2 separate regions of the Homo sapiens genome follow, and region 1 is linked to region 2. A link is a loop called in an ENCODE intact Hi-C map of the cell type or tissue named here. Cell type or tissue: Caco-2. All regions are shown on one strand. Links, peaks and the distances in the headings refer to the core of each region. The heading gives the core; the rest is flanking DNA. Region 1 overlaps PARD3B (par-3 family cell polarity regulator beta). Region 2 overlaps PARD3B (par-3 family cell polarity regulator beta).

Region 1 (5,388 bases), core at 137-5,136, 85 kb after region 2:
GTTGTCCTAGGTGCCAGAAATGGAGCTAGGTGTTCCACACAAATTCTCTCACCCCACTTCCACCTGTGAGGTGGATATTATTATTACCCATCATTTAAAGCTAAATAAGCTGAGGCTCAGCATGACTAAGGGTCACACAGAGAGCCAGCTATGGGGCCAGGACTCAAACCCAGGTCTGACAGCAATATCCATGTGGTTAACCACCAATCTATAGGTCTCTCTAGCAGGATGACAAATTTTCTAACAGCCAGAGTCCCTTGGGCTTCTCCTCCTATAGATTTCACAGGAAGCTCAGAGGCAGGAGTTTCTGTGTAAATGTCGGCTGATAAAGCGCTGCAAGCCACTTTGGAGCTTCTCTGACTTCCCCGGAATAAATATCCCCCAACGTTGCCGAGAAGGGCCATTTGTGAGATGGTGGGTGCTGCTCCCGCTCCCGAAGGCCCCGCCTAGCTCCTCATTGCCAACCTGCTTCTCCCTGCAACTCCTTTGTCTTCTTTTAAATTCTTTCAGAAAGCATTTTCTTGGTGAAGCTTTTCACCAGATTTACTTGTTGTTTCTTCTGTTAAGGATAAATAAGAAAAGAAAGGAGGAAAATACCACAAATGCTGTATAAATACCAAGGAACTGGAGGTCTTTGAGATTTCGTGATCTTTTCAGAAGACATATTTTCTCTCTAGGTTGTTTGCCAAGGCTGTCAGCACCAGGCGCCCTGCTGGCTCACTACAAAAGGAAGGAATGGCAGAGGGATGAGACTGCTAAATGCTCTTCCCATCCACATTTCTACTTCCCCTGTTTCTTTCAAATATGTCTTCCTGTATCAGCGGCTAATGTATGCCATATTTAATTCACTGTGTACATTACAAATTTCAGGAACAGAAATCCTTAATGAAGGCAACAACTTCAGTTACTTGTATTAAGACTAACTCTTAATAGATTTCTCAGACTAAATAATGATAATATGAACACACCTGAGATTACTGTGTCTGCTTTCCATTAATGCAAACACCATTCTCATAACCATTAAGAGAAACCTGTATTAGCATTTGAACAACTGTTGATATTGATATGAAAAGATCCCTGCTAAATTTCTTTTCTCTCATTAGGACATCTAATTGAACCTTTTTTTTTTTTTTTTTTTTTTTTTGAGACAAAGTTTCACTCTTGTTGCTCAGGCTGGGGTGCAATGGTGCAATCTCGGCTCACTGCAACCTCCGCCTCCCAGGTTCAAGCGATTCTCTTGCCTCAGCCTCCCGAGTAGCTGGGATTACAGGTGCCTGCCACCATGCCCGGCTAATTTTTTGTATTGTTAGTAGAGACAGGGTTTCACCATGTTGGTAAGGCTGGTCTCGAACTTCTGACGTCAGCTGATCCACCTGCCTTGATCTCTCAAATGGGATTACAGGTGTGAGCCACCACACCCTGCCCTAAATGAACTTTTTATCCACAGCTCTTGATTTTCAATAGATAAAATATAGAAATCAGAATTAAAAACAATAAAGACCCCAGATTTTTTATGCTATTATGAAGTCATTATCAACTCTTTTGGGTAATCTAAAGAGGGTGGTGACTCCTGATTTTTATAGCCGAATCTCTTAGATAAATATTTTGCCATAAGACACATGAACTTGTAATTCATGACCTCATAAGAATGTGCTTTTCAGAGACTAATTTCTCTTTTCATTATCTTTCGTCTTCTCATACAAACTGTTAATTGTATTTTCAGTGCATGGTAAATACAAGGAAGTTTTTGCTAATCTGTGAAACTCGAGAGACTTTTTTTTTTTTTAATTTTTCCCGTTCAACAGGGCACCGAAAGAAGCCTAACAGTGGCCTTGGGTTTGATTTGTGATTATATATTACCCCTTCAGTCACTTCCCTCTCAAGCAGTCTGAAATCAGAAGCGAGCCTTACTCACATTTTTTCTCTTATGTTTAAACATGTATTCAAAAGGCACACAAGCAGTTAGAAACCTAGAAGCAAGTAAAGCAAATAAAAGCCCTTTGAAGCCACAGACCACTTTACAACACAGGACAATAAAAATTAAGGAAATGATAAACATGGGAATTGGCTGAAGAAAGAATATTTAGTAAAATGACAATTCTGCTTTTTACCAGTTTTCTGAGTGGTTTAAAACACAAGGTAATATTATGATATACATACTATAGACAACTTGCTGAAAAGCCAAGAAGAGAAAATGTTATGGATTCTTTATAAAATAATATAATGATTTCTGTAGAGGGCTTAAAAGTTGCATAATAAATTCTGCATTTGGTGCTAACTGAAGAATTAATATTCAGATAGAAATATTCAGGTAGATAATTGATATTAATATTCAGATAGATAATATTCAGATAGAAAGTAAGTAGAAATGATTTATAAAAAAATCAATGTAAAAGTATACCATGTAAATTAAGGGATATCAGGAAAGGGGTTATTAAAAAAAGCAATGTACCACACATTTAATACTATTCATATTTAATAATTAATGTTTAATAATAAATATTGCAAGAACTTACCAATGAGGTGAATAAGATTACTACAGGTTTCTTCCTCAGTAATATTAAAGTCACTGCAATATAAGTTACTAAAAGCACTTAAGGAATGGAATATTTTCCTTTATACATCAGGAATGAAATCAGCTGATTATTCTTGCAAATTTTCTAAGTTTCAAGTATATAGTATATCCTAATACCAATATGCTATAGTGAAGGGAGGTAAACATGTTGCCTATTCACACAAAGAAATAAAGAGTAGAAAGAATATAGGTACTAAATTCTCTTCAGAGGTTATAATATATATGAAAATTATAGGCAATAGTAATTTATCTAAGATAAAGATATATATACATATGAGGGAAAATAAAATAGACTTTTTTTAAAAAAACTATATTTGTCCAGATCTAGATGAGCTGAGCTAATAATATGGATAACACAAAACAGGAGCCAATCCTCAAATGTGCAATGAAGTAACCAGAGTAATTACACACACTCATGGTGGTGTGTGCTCTGCAACCCCTGGGGGACTGCTGATATGATTCACATGCAGCCTTTATAAATGACCCTCACCCCCACCACAGAGCTGTACAACCTGGTGGACTTGTAACAAAAGTTCAAGATCATAGATAACTTACAAAAGTAAAACTTCTAACTATGTTTACAAATATTAATCCATTTGGCCGCAGAATACGGTGCGACTGTATACATTGTGAGTCAGCATGATACACAGCACAAGGTAGGCATTTAACAGGTGTTGGCCAAGTGAACACATGACTGATGAAATAAACAAATAGAGTGTCTTCCATACTGTAAACTCATGACATCTCAAAGAAGAAAGTGAAGACCTGATCTAGGAGGAGTTAGTGAACTCTTACGCAAATCCATTTTGTATTTTTACTCAGTATTTCTCACCTGGATTCATGGTCAAGATTGAGAAGTCTGGCTCCAAAGTAGTTGCTCCTTTAGATAGCTGCCTGCATGCTTTATACTTTTGCTGAAGGAAGAGCTGGTCATTAGAGGGAAAGGCCCTCCACAGCAGCTGATCTGACTATAAAGAAAAAACTCACACGTGCTTCTGCTCTGGCATTGTTTTGTTAGGTGAAGGAGTGGAATTCACAGTAAGTATAACAAAGGAGCGAACTCTTTCCACTGGGTGACAATGCAAAGAAGAAATGGATAGCCAGGTTTTCCAACAATAGTGGGAATTCAGGGCATTCACCCTTTGGTAACTGAGAGTTGATTGTATATATGAATAGTTAGCTGCAACTGTTAAAGTGAAAATTTAGATTAAGAACAAACATTGAAGCAATCAACACAATCTAATATTCATGAAATTTCTGCAATGTATGTGTTAGTTGCTGTTCAGAGAACACTGAACTAGTTTACAGATAATTTTCAATGTCTACATTGGAAAACTACTTTATTTCCAATTACTTCAGGTATTTTAAGTTAAATTTAGGGGAAAAACTGATATAAAGAGGATGATTTTGATTTGGCTAACTTATCTGTCTCATGTATAACTACTTATTGTTTATGCCAAATAGTTTTTCAGCTTCTTTTTAACAAAATCCTGACTTTGGAGTAGCAACCTGACTAGTTAAAAATATTCATCTCTCCAGATATTCATGCGGTTTTTTGTTTTCATGTAATGGTTTTGAATAATAAGACACGGATGAAGCATCTGAGGTTAAGTTTTTGGACAGCTATTATTTTCCAAATAAAAGGGACAGAATTATGTCTTTTGTCCTTCACCTGTCCTCCTTCTTCCTGCCTGGCACATGGAGGGGCAGCAGCCATCCCACAAACATGAGGTTGGAAGCTACACGGTATGGATGGAGACGCAGGAGGCCAGAAGTCTGGTATTTGATGACTTATTTGAACAACTGTACCAACCCTAGCCTGCCTGCCTCCTCTGTCCTTGATGCCAGACAAGAAGAAACCCTTTTTTTAGTTAAGCCACTGTTATCAATTATCTGTTATTTGCAGTCAAACACATCCTAATTGTTAAAACAAGTAATCATAAGTATTCAATGGTCCTTATATAAAATATACTAAAGTTTACCTATTTTAACACCAGCTATTAGTGCTTCTTATTTATGGCAAATACGGTCTATCAGATACAAATATAATTGTGGGGAAAATAATTATAGAAACGAGGGGACAGGTGATCTGAAATAGAACTAAGAAAATAAATAACAAAGTGGTAAAATATATATTGCCATATTTACCTTGAAAAATCAAATTAAGCAAAATTTTATTGGTATCAATCTTGTTATCACCCATTCAGAAAACAAGACAAAAATAAAGCATCTTCTTTTTTTTTTTTTTTGAGACAGAGTCTCACTCTGTTGCCCAGGCTGGAGTGCAGTGGTGTGATCTCAGCTCACTGGAAACTCTGCCTCCCGGGTTCAAACGATTCTCCTGCCTCAGCCTCCTGAGTTGCTGGGACTACAGGTGTGCACTACCATGCCTGGCTAATTTTTGTATTTTTAGTAGAGACGGGGTTTCCCCATGTTGGCCAGGCTGGTCTCAAATTCCTGACCTCAAGTGATCCACCCGCCTCGGCCTCCCAAAGTACCGGGATTATAGGCAGGAGCCACCGCACCCAGCCGAGCATCTTTCACTAATCTTGGTATAAAAGGCTAATTATGCTGTTAAGATGTAGCTAATTTAAGATTTAAATAACTTTTAAGTCTGATATGTTTTCTTTTAAAAGCAATATGGGAGCATCAGTGGAAAGTTGAGGATAGTGGTTTCCAACCTGGATTCCCAATCCACATTTGGGGGCCCCTGAAGGAAATACTAGGCAATAATAATGAAGATCTGAAAAGTTATTGCTAAGTATCAAAATGAAGATTCACAACTACATCTTACTAAGCTCACATACTTTCCA
Region 2 (5,388 bases), core at 309-5,308:
TCTTTGTCTTTCCAACTCTGAGACACTGAAGGAGCCAAAAAAATAGGGACTAATTTAAGATATAAGAAGATTGGCTCCACGCCTGGGGGTGGAGAAGATGAGTGGGGTAGAGGCAAATAAAAGGAACCAGAAAAAAAAATGTGTTTGGGAGGAGCTTGTTGGCCAGAGAGGACTTTAAAGAGGAGAGTAAAACGTAGCCAGATAAAAGTGTAAAACTGATCCTATGTGGCCAAGTGGTATGCACGGAGAAAAGCAAAATGGAAATTGCTTCCTAAACTCGGAAAAATTGTTGTCCTCTTAGTTAAGTGAGTAAAACCTACTGACACTGAATGAGATTAGTTACCTAAAGACGTTACCTTAAGGGGCAGGATAAAACCCTGGGTCTAGAAATTGAATCAAGGTGTGGCTAGAATGTAGGAAGATGGTTTAGGCTTAGGCAATGGTGTTGACAAATCTGAATAGAGAATGTGTTAGAAATGAGGTATTCTGCTCAGAGCTATAAAAGGGTGGGGTTAGAGAGAGGATTAGGCAAGAAGAATTCGTCAGTGTGTACTCAGCACTGTCCAGAAGAGTAGGGAGATCTGGGTGACAGTACAGCTTTTGCCTTGTTTGGAAGGTAAATTTATGTCTACTATGGGGTGATTCCAGAGGTATGGCATAATGACATTAGATTTTCCATCTACCATCTTCTCCGATTCCATGAGCTCCTGACCCTAAAATAAATGGCTTTCCAAATATACTGTCCTGCAGAGATGAATGTGCAGATACAAAAACCAAGTACCTGAGTCTGTTTGGCAGTTATCTGTCTCACTGTAAATTAATAAGTTGCACGCCCATTTGCTTTACGCATTAGTCTCCTCCAAGTTTTTTTTTCTTATCCTTATACCATTCCTCCAAATTACGTTCAACTCAACAAACATGGACAAAGTCAACTTTGTCAATCTGCAAAACGGAGCATGTGATCCTGGGTTGGGGCAGTGAAGAAGGGAGGGAAAGGAATGAGGAAGGCATATTAGACATATTAGAAAGGGAGAACTATCATGGATACTGACACAAGAAAAAAAAATAAAGACACCAATGAGACTGAGTGGAGAAAAGAAGAACTGCAATAGATTCATATATGCAGAAGAACTTGATAAATAACAAAAACAGTGCTTTCCGTGTGTCTGGGACATCTCATTTCCTCCTCCAAACAGCCCACTGAGACTTGGAGCACTGCTAAGCAGTAGTTAGCAGCTGCCACAAAGCTAGTGTGTCACAGACCTGGGATTCAGACCTGGGCAGTTCAGCCCCAGAGCCCATGCACCTGGCCATGACACGGTATGCCCCAACCCCAGGGCACTGCACTCCTCAGGGGAATGAATATGTTTTGTGATTGGTGTTGGAAAAATTTCCTCACTGTATTAAGAAAAAATAAAGCTGGCTTTCTATACCCTTCTATTACACAATAAACCAGAGTGGGATGTGAGTGGATTAAAGACCAAAATGTGAAAGGTAAGTCTATCAGCTCAGTAGAAGGAAATGTAGGAAAGTATTTTTTGTGACATAGAGGCGGAAAAAGATTTCTTAAGATCCTAAAAGCCCAAAGTATAACCACCTCTAATGAAAATAATATGATGTACTTGATTACTATAAAATGAAAGATCTCTGCTTTATGAGGTACACCACTGAAAAATCTGATTAAGACTGCAACTTGATAATGAAAAGGAAAAAAACAAAAGAAAAAACAAGAAATCCAACAAAAATGACAAATGATGTCAATAAAGAATTTACAGAATGAGATGCTATAAGAATTAACAACCATATAAAACGATGTCCAAACTCATTAGCAATGAGAGAAATTCATGTAAAAACACAATGAAATACAACTTGATATGCATTCAAATGACAAAAATCAGAAATGTAGACAATACCAAGTATTGATGGAGACCTTGGGAAATGAGAATGCTTGTGCATTGGTGATAGAAATAGATATCAATACTATGAATTTGAAATGCAAGCGGGAAAGATTAAAGAAAATTTAAAAAATGCATTTATCCTATTTTAGCTATTATTCTTTTCTGGCAGTAGTAAGGACAGAATGCATTTATTCTATGGCTCCCATGATTCCAAGCCAGAGAAATTTCCTCAGTTCCATTACAGGGCACGTATGAGGATGTTTCTTAGTGTCATTGTGCGGTAAAGGGTGCTTAGAAGCTAAGCAGATGTCCATATACATACTATATAATATGATTAAAGGATACAAAATTGTGTGAAAGAGATATTAAAAACAATGCTGAGTGGAAAAAAGAAAACAATGATATTTTGAGCACAATACCATTTCTGTGAATTACATATATCTACACAAAACAACTCTAATTATTTGTGGATATATCCCAAACACTTAAGTCACTACATGCAGAGGGTAAAAGGAGTATAGATTAAGGATTAAAGGGGAAAATCAAACAGGGAAAGAGTTTTGTATAGACAAATGACGATAGAGCCATGAACTGAGGATTACTGTTCACCCAACTCTTTGCACTCAGTCCAAAATAAAAGAGGAAACAAAAAGGAAAGCTTATGGTATGACTCTAATGGAAACAGATTACTGGCAACCTAGCCAGCCAGAGTACATGCATAAGATTTCCCTTATATATTTCATGTTATTATTGTGGAGACAAGATATAGTAGTATCTAGAGAAATTCAAGTGATTTTCCAAAGTTGTACTGTCCTAAAAGCAGAACAGATGAATTATTAACTTGCTGACAATTTAATCTTTCGAAAGTTGAAGAGACTAATGAGAGGAGCTATTACTCTGGACCAATAAAGCAAAGTTAAAGCGATGGAAACCTTGAGAGAATTGCTTGGTGTTTGTAAGAGTCAGGGAATGAAATTGCTGGGCAGCATAATTCCCAAACATTATAGATTTACTAATTATCACATTTTCAAGAGCTACCTTCAAAAATTCTGATTTCACAGGTCTAGGGAGGATCCAGAAATGTTTGCGAATTTAAAGCAAGCTGCGCCACAGACAACACTTCTCAAAAATGGAAGGGCACAAATTTCTACAAGTTCAGAGGAAAGAATGATACGGCCCCATGACCAGGGTCTAAGACAAGAAAGATGTCTTAAGGGGGAAGCAAGGCATTCAACAATAAAATTTTGATAATGATAAATGCTAAAAACTATACAGATGAGTTAAAATGCCACCGAGGTGGTAGGAATGTAAAGAATGGCATGTGGCTGATGAAACAGGAATTATTCAAAAGACGGGGGTGGGAAAGCACACCGTCTAAAACGAATGCAAGAGAGAACTGGGTAAGAATAGTGTCAGGAAGGGTTAAATCTGAGAATAAGCTCAAGCTTGAGAAAAATGCAGAGGACAATAAAAGGAATTGTTAGCGTATGTTTAGAGTGAAGGAAAAGAATGATTCACACGCCCCTTGGGGCAGATATTATAGTATTAGCAGATGACAGTAAGAGAGAACAAAAACTCAAGCATTCTGTTTGCTGCCATCTTCCCTATCAATGAGAATGATCTTCACACTAAGCCACAAAACAACAGATTAAGAAGCAACCGAAGCCTGAGAGAGGTGATAAAACTAAAAGGGAGCATCTAGCCGCTTTATGAGTTTGTGTCTCTAGGCCCAAATGAATCTTATCAGAGTTCACTGAAGGAACTCACAGATGTGACTGCAGAACTTCTGTGGGGATCTTTGAGTAATCCTAGAAGACATAAGAGATGCAGAAGATCCAGGCTAAGGTCTCAATTTTTAAAAGAGTAGCGGTGATTGGACAAGAAAGCACGTATACAGTTCTGAAAACAGCAAAATAGTGAATTTCAAGTTGCTGGATGAATACATAGATAATTTATGGAAACTCAGGAGACAAAAATTAAGAATGGGGTAATTTTAAGGGACCAAAAAGGGCTAAGAACAGCTTATGTGAAATTTACGTCCTTCTCATCTTTGAAAGATTCACCATATGAGGTGAGGAATGTCAGAATCTCTTTCAACAGTTCACCAGGTGATTCTGTGGTTCAGCCAGGCGTGGGGATGTTGACAAATGGTTATGGAGATCCCTCCAAAGCCAAAGATTCAATGACTGTGTGCTTTTTCAATGACATCACTGTATCTATGCCTTCTTATTTTATTGCTGTTTCTTCTGCTTTAATGTTATTGAGTACTTTCTAACATCTTTGGCAAAAGAGAAACATTAAGCCATAGTCTTTCTCTTAATCATTCTTCTAATAACCACTACAGATCTCATACTCTCCCTTCTCTGTTTGACTTCAGAGAAGTCTGCATAATTACAATCTATCACTATCACTTATTTTTTTTCTCATGAAACTCTCAAGTATTCTTCCATTTCCTGAGCTAAAACTTTCGTTCCAAAACTTCAGAATCTTTCATTTTGTGTACTTATTTTACTCTCCATTGGTATTTTTCTTTTTCTCTGGCATCATTGGCCCTGCTCAAATAATCTGGTTTCATTCATCTAAGCAAGTTCACCCACTTAATTACAAACACTTCTGCACCCATGTCGACTGTTTCTCTTCCCTAACGCATAGACTTTGGGTTCTTAATGTTTCTAAGCCAGACAGAAATTATTTTTGTCTTCCAAATATAATTCAACTCAGGAAGTTTCATGGACTTTATTCTGTGTGCAACACCCAATCCGAAGTGTGTAAGACCTAGTCATGTCCTCAAAATGCTTCAGCATCACCAAAGGAGTGTGAACATACACACCCGAAACTCCTAGGGAACTATTTAAGGCTAATTATGATTAAGTAGGAAAAAATGTCCTTCTCTCCTCCCACAACACACTGTGCTTAATATTTATTAATAGCAGGTAGTCAATACTTTGTTTTATTAATGAATGAGTGAACAGATAAACATATGCTGGTCCAAATTCAGTATTATAAGAAGCTAGAACAGAAAACACCACAGTGGAGCAGAGGTGGAAAGCAGTCATACAATTATTATGCAAATGAGAAACAATAGATAATAGTTTGAATCTAGGGGAAGAAAAACTTTTTCCCCAAAAGTTTCCTTGTGTTTGTTGTTACTGGAATGATGTTCTTTTTGTCTTCTATTTTTTTTTTTTTTTTGAGACAGAGTCTTGCTGTGATGCCCAGGCTGGAGTATAATGGCGCAATCTCAGCTCACTGCAACCCCTGCTTCCTGGGTTTAAGCGGTTCTCCTGCCTTAGCCTCCCAAGTAGCTGGGATTACAGGTGCCTGCTACCACACCCGACTAATTTTTGTATTTTTAGTAGAGACGGGGTTTCACCATATTGGCCAGGCTGGTGTTGAACTCCTGGCCTCAAGTAATCTGCCCATCTCGGCCTCCCAAAGTGCTGGGTTTATAGGCGTTAGCCATCACGGCTGGCCAGAATGATATTCTTTT

What was found. Peaks named below come from ENCODE experiments on the same cell type or tissue, not always from the same donor. Only the 100,000 strongest peaks of a DNase experiment are listed, where the experiment ranks them.
Region 1: a loop joins it to region 2, with 5 times the contacts of the local background. A loop is called at or near these places in 1 of 110 quality-filtered maps.

Annotation. Positions count from the first base shown.
Region 1 is chr2:205,271,594-205,276,981 of GRCh38, reverse strand. The region is part of intron 16 of PARD3B (par-3 family cell polarity regulator beta); the gene reads right to left. Among named protein-coding and RNA genes, the nearest start is that of NRP2, 410 kb to the left of the region's middle. RefSeq lists an enhancer at 418-1,024. In Caco-2, for the core only: no CTCF peak of the experiment used is centred there; a DNase peak (open chromatin) is centred at 3,130.
Region 2 is chr2:205,356,593-205,361,980 of GRCh38, reverse strand. All of the region lies in intron 18 of PARD3B (par-3 family cell polarity regulator beta), which reads right to left. Among named protein-coding and RNA genes, the nearest start is that of NRP2, 320 kb to the left of the region's middle. In Caco-2, for the core only: no CTCF peak of the experiment used is centred there; no DNase peak of the experiment used is centred there.